Linked DNA regions of Mus musculus: region 1 is linked to region 2. A link is a contact called in ENCODE POLR2A ChIA-PET data. All regions are on one chromosome and are shown on one strand. The core of a region is the stretch at or near the end of the contact, and the rest is flanking DNA. Distances in the headings are between cores, read along the strand shown. Region 1 holds the start of Arhgef12 (Rho guanine nucleotide exchange factor (GEF) 12). Region 2 has its middle 5.1 kb from the start of Pou2f3.

Region 1 (2,700 bases), core at 191-2,690, 110 kb after region 2:
ATTTCCTTTCCACACCCACTGTTTATTAGATTTGATTTCCACAAAATGGCCGAAGTCTCTTCCCACCTACACGGATTGAAGCTCAGAAGAGACTGAAGATAATTGTATAAAAGGAATAGTCGCTTGATGTTTACAGGCAGAATTGGAGAACTATATTGTGTCGTGGTCCCTCATTTCCTCAGGGACAGATTTATTCAATCAGAAAACTACATGGTTAGCTGAATGTCTCTACCCCATCGAAAGAGAAACCAGAAAACATTTGGGAACTCTTCAAAGGGATCCCTCGTGCTGTGCTGTTTACCGGACAGATGTATTACTTCTTCCATCTCTTTTCACAACACGCTTATTAACTTGCTGTGGAAAGCACCATGCGTTCTCAATTTGGCAAACAATACAGTTCATTTTGCCAAGGCAAAACAGCCTAAAAGCAATATTTATATCAGGAACTCCTGGCTTAAGTGTGGGCCCAGATCCTTTCTCCACAGCCTCTTCTGGCCATCCCCCCACCCCTTTCCCCTCCGTGCTGTGGGACTAGGCCAGCAGGTGCCCCAGGTGATTGGCTCACCCCAAAACCTGTGTGTGTGTGTGTGTGTGTGTGTGTGTGTGTGCGCGCGCGCGCAGGTTTGCCTAACACTGTCGGGGGCCCGTGGACCTGGGCTCGCACGCAGTCATCAAAAGCATTTGACACCGGGAACGAATACATTCTCTTAAAGAATAAAAGTTTCCAGCCCGGGAGTTCCGAAGAACCTCTAAACGTGAACTCCTCGAGACTGTGGAATGGCTCCTCTGCTGTCCCGGGTGGATTGTACACTGTGGGCTGCACCTCGAGAGCATTCGAGGGGCAAGAAGGCAGCAGTGCCCGCTTCGCCACACAGAACTACTTTTTCGCTTCCCTCTATCCCCCGCGACAGCACTGAGCGGAAGTATCTGCTCAAGTTTGGAGAGTCCGGGAAGCGGAGGGATCCCGGGTGAAGCGGCTTCCCGAAGTCCCAGGGAGAAGGGCCCAAAAAAGTCGGCGGGGGAGGGGACGGCTCGGCGCGCTCCAGTCGCGCCGGGCCGAGGGGACAGAACCGGAACCGGAACCCGCGCGCGCGCCCGCCCGCAGCGGTCGCAAGGCTCGTCACCGCCGGCGGCCCCCTCCACCCTGGGCGCGCTCCCGCGAGTGCCCCTGAGACCGGGCGAACGGCCCTGCGCACCGAGCCTCCACCGCCACCGCCGCCGCCGCTGCTCGGGGGCCGGGCTTCCGGGCCGGGCCGAGACCTCCCGCTCCTCGCGGGAGCCGCCGCCTACCAGAGCGTCGGGGAGGAGCCGCCGTGCCACTGCGGAAGAAGCGCGGGGGCCTCCGAGGGATGGGGAGCTGCCCCGGGCGCTGAGACAGGGTCCCTGTCAGCGCGGCGGCCGGAGCCGGGTGGGGGCGGCGCGGAGCAGCTCAGGGCCCTCGGCCCGGGGACATGGGGCGGCGCGAGTCCGGCGCGGGACGGTGTGAGACGCGGCGGAGGCTGCGGCCACGAGTGGCCCGCAGCCCCAGATAGAGCGGGGACCCGAGGGCCGGGCCCCGCCGACTCGGGACCGAAGCCGACGCCCGTCCCTGAGCCGATCCTGCCCCAGCTCCGGAGGGATCCCGGTTCCCGTCCTACGGCTCGCGACTTCCCTCTGTGACGAAGTTTTCTCTCCGTGCCTTGCTGAGGATCGTTCTTAGTTCTTGAGCTCGCCTTGTGGCCGACTTGCTCGGTTTGTTTGGGGAGATAACTTGTTTTGCCTCAGCCCGCATCCCCTTTCCTTGACCCCTTGCAATCGGATGTTCTAGATGACTGAATGGAGTTTTGAGTTGGACTTTTGTGTCCCTGCCGAAATTGGGCCTGATCCCAGAGCACTGGGGGTGGGGTGTGGAGGTGTTACTGTAAAATGCAAGTTGGATAAAAAGAAGACCTCTCGCCAAGGGCCCCAATGAGTGGCACACAGTCTACTATCACGGACAGGTGGGTATGAAGTTCCTCGGTCGCTAACCTTCCCTGGATTCGGTCCCACGCAGCAGGGGAGTCGGTGATGCAGATTTGCCTTCAGCTAGTGCAATTGACAGGCATAGGAAAGAGGGTTGTTTCGGAGCTGTGCAATTAGTCTAGGGTTGCTGCCAAGTTAACCGGTTGATTGAATTTGGAAATGCAGGTTTTTTTGGGAGAGAAACTTTCCCCCATATTCTCAGAGGAAATGAAGGAAAACCATGATTGTGGTTTTCTGTCGGGTGCATTAAGATTGTGTACTCGTTTTGGAACCAGAGGGAGGTCATTTTGGGTGAAGGTCAGAGCTTGAGGTCGGTGGGTACTGGTGCATCATCGGGTGGATTCCTGTCCTGTGGTAGTTCTAGACTCACAATTTTAGGAGTTTCTGTCTGTGAACTTAATTTTCATCCTGCTGCATTGTGATTTGTGACTCTGATCTTTTTACGTGTTGACCTGCACAGTGTTTAATTATTAATTACCTAATTTTCCAGAATGTTGACATTACCAGTAAATCACGGGTTCTTGCTGGGGACAGTTTCCAGGAGCTAAAGGAAATGAGGGAAAAATCATGGGGCCTGCTTCTAATTATTCTTTTTTTTTTTTTTTTTTTTTTTAACATTTCATCTTTCAGAAGCCCTAGCATTTAAAGATGTAAACTCTAGCTCTGGTTTAGGCATGGCAGGTGGATCTTGTTTGTTAA
Region 2 (2,700 bases), core at 123-2,622:
GTCTACATCTTCATCGGCCAGCCTCTATGAGAAGGTTGACTTCTAGGCAGCTAGGAATTGGGTCTTAAAGCCCACTCCCACGGTGACACACCTACTCTAAAGCCACACCTCCTAATAGTGCTATTTCCTGGGCCAAGCATATACAAACCATCGCACCAGCTTAGCTTCAACTCCAAAGCAATTCTCAAGTTCTGGAGTTACTTACCAGACTTTTTACCAGAACTCTCTCCGCCCCAGAAATGCTCCCATTGGTCTGAGCTGTAGTCATCTGGGCCATCAGAGAAGCCATCTAAGTATCTCCTCTGTCCAGGCGAGGCTGATTGACTGTCCCCCAGCAGGGCTGCTGCTGTCACCCTGCTCCCTCGAAACTTTGTCTCCTGCCCCACTGTGTGTGGCTCATGGCTCCCTACCTTTCATGGCTGTCTATTCCTCAGCCAGTTCTTCTCGAGGTCTACCACCAGATTCCAGCAGGGTACACCCCCTCCCCACTGGAGCCTCATGACAAACCTACAACTTCCCTGTTAGGATCTCCACCATAAGAAGAAGGACTCATCTGTTCATGATCTATAAGCTTTCAGACACTGAGAGCTTGCAGAGGAGAAGGACGATACCTGTGACATCTCTAGTTCCTAAGCCAGCAGGTAGCTGTGGTGGCTACTTGATATGGCTATGGCCTCTAATTCCACTGAGTTCAGGGTAATTGCAGCACCTTTGAAGGCAGTGGGAAGAGACACCTCCCAAAGCCCAGAGCTTCTTCACTGTTTTGATAAACCTGAGATCCACAGAGAGGTCCAGTACTTAATGGGAATCAAAGACTTGAAGACCACACTGCATCAATATCTCGGTTTGTCTGGAACTCAGGTCCTGACCTGTGGTTGCCCTGTCCACAGAAGGGTTCTGGGATTTTATAGGCAAAGGTTACACTCAAAACTTCCACAAGAGGGCACGCTAAGCCTAGGCTTGCCCTGAGAGTATAAGTGGTCTTGGTCTTCAAGAGCCAAGAAAGGACTGGCTGACCTGGAGCAGGGCACAAGGTCAAAAAGCTGATTTGGGAAGAAAACAAAAAATCTTGCGTTGCTATTTTTAAATTAAGGACTTTTTTTAAATCGACTATTCTAAGCCATCGAAGACAAAATGAGCTATGAGTTTCAGTGATGACGGTGAGGGCTGGATGCAGCAGGAAGTTGGGGAGCAGGCTCAGAGAGTGGCATAGGACAGTCAGCATTGGGGACATCAGCACAGAGCACAGCACTGTGTGTCCCGTGTCCTTTCCTTTCCACTCCCCAGATGCAGCTGCTTTTATCCTGGTTCCCAAGACACCTCTGGCTCTGTCACCCTGGCGCTGTCCTGCTCTGTCTTCTGCAATATGCCTCTTGGCAGTGATGCCATCCGATTTAGTCAGAGGTGTTATTCAAAACAGACTCGGGAGTCCTCCTTCGCCTCTACCTTCCTTCCTTCCTTCTGTTTCTCTTTGAGGTGGGGGAGCTGAACTTGGACTCAATGGCTTTTATGAACTTAAGACAGAGAGAGAGGACACCCTCCCCGCCCCCATCCCCCATTCCACAGCACCATGCACGGGGCCCTGCAGCCCATCTGGCAGAGGGAAAGAGCTAGAAGGGACTTGTTGCTTGGTGGCCTTCCAGGACGCTTTGCTCTCCACCCTTCTCCCAGCCCTGACAACTCAATCCAGCTGACAAGACAGGAAGCGGGAGTGCTCTGCAGGCCAGCTGCCAAGAAGGCCACTTTTCCCTCTGGGGAGAAAACCAGGCTGGAGACGGCCACCCCCAGCCCACCCCCTCGCAGGAGTCTCAGAACACTTCCAGCGCAGGCATTGGACGAAGCTAGACTCCAGACTTCGGCCTTGAAGCAAGAGAAGCTGATCGAGTACAAATGGAGCTCGGGGGAAGCTTCGGCTGCTCGGAGAGCTGCAGGGGAGGAGGGGTCAGAGGTCACACCACAAGGACCCAGGGAGGGGTCAGAGTGATCAAGGCTTCACAACCGAGTCATTCAACTTGGGCTACTCTCTGAATGAATCCTCCAGCTCTACAAAGAGAGTAGAGCGAGGGAGGTGAGGCAATTTGCATTTTATTTACATTTATTTGCATGTAACTCTTTTGATGTCCGAAGGCATTGAAATCTGCCCTTCCTTCTTTCTCCCTTTTTTTTTTCTCTGCCCCCTTTAAACCTCCAGGCTGCCTCCTATCTCACTCTTTTGTCTGGTTTCTCTCTTGCTAACTGAGGCAGGAGGATTAAACCTAAGGAACTGTGTTCACCAAGCTAGCTCTTCTGGCTCCAGACAGCATCTTTTCTCTTCACTCATCCCTCTCTCTCTCTGTCTCTCTCTCTGTCTCTCTCTCTCTCTCTCACTCACACACACACATACACTCACTCTCACTCTCTCTCTCTCTCTCTCTCTCTCTCTCTCTCTCTCACACACACACACACACAGAGAGAGAGAGAGAGAGAGAGAGAGAGAGAGAGAGAGAGAGAGATGCCAGTGCCAGACTGGATTTAAACCCTAACTTCATCATCTCCTGACTGTCTTAATCTCCCTTGGTTTCCCCATCTATAAGTGGGGGCTAATGACTTTACTTTTCTTTCTTTTTTTTAAAAAGATTTATTTATTTATTTTTGTGTATATGAGTACACTGTACATGAACCATCATATACCTTCGGAAGAGCAGTCAGTGCTCTTAACCA

Evidence for each region. ChIA-PET counts read pairs that join two places held with the same protein, here RNA polymerase II (POLR2A).
Region 1: POLR2A ChIA-PET joins it to region 2 with 14 read pairs in embryonic stem cell. The contact joins the promoter of Arhgef12 here to the enhancer-like site in region 2. POLR2A ChIA-PET finds 5 or more read pairs at or near these places in 4 of 5 experiments (Patski and embryonic stem cell).

The regions. Positions count from the first base shown.
Region 1 is chr9:43,104,458-43,107,157 of GRCm38, reverse strand. Arhgef12 (Rho guanine nucleotide exchange factor (GEF) 12) reads left to right here and starts at 1,440. Exons shown (of 41, transcript NM_001359232.1): 1 at 1,440-1,979. The coding sequence starts at 1,948.
Region 2 is chr9:43,209,548-43,212,247 of GRCm38, reverse strand. No RefSeq gene overlaps it. Among named protein-coding and RNA genes, the nearest start is that of Pou2f3, 5.1 kb to the right of the region's middle. Within about 2 kb of position 1,372, at least 1 of the 3 ENCODE cell types and tissues checked has a DNase peak (open chromatin) inside an H3K27ac peak, as active enhancers do.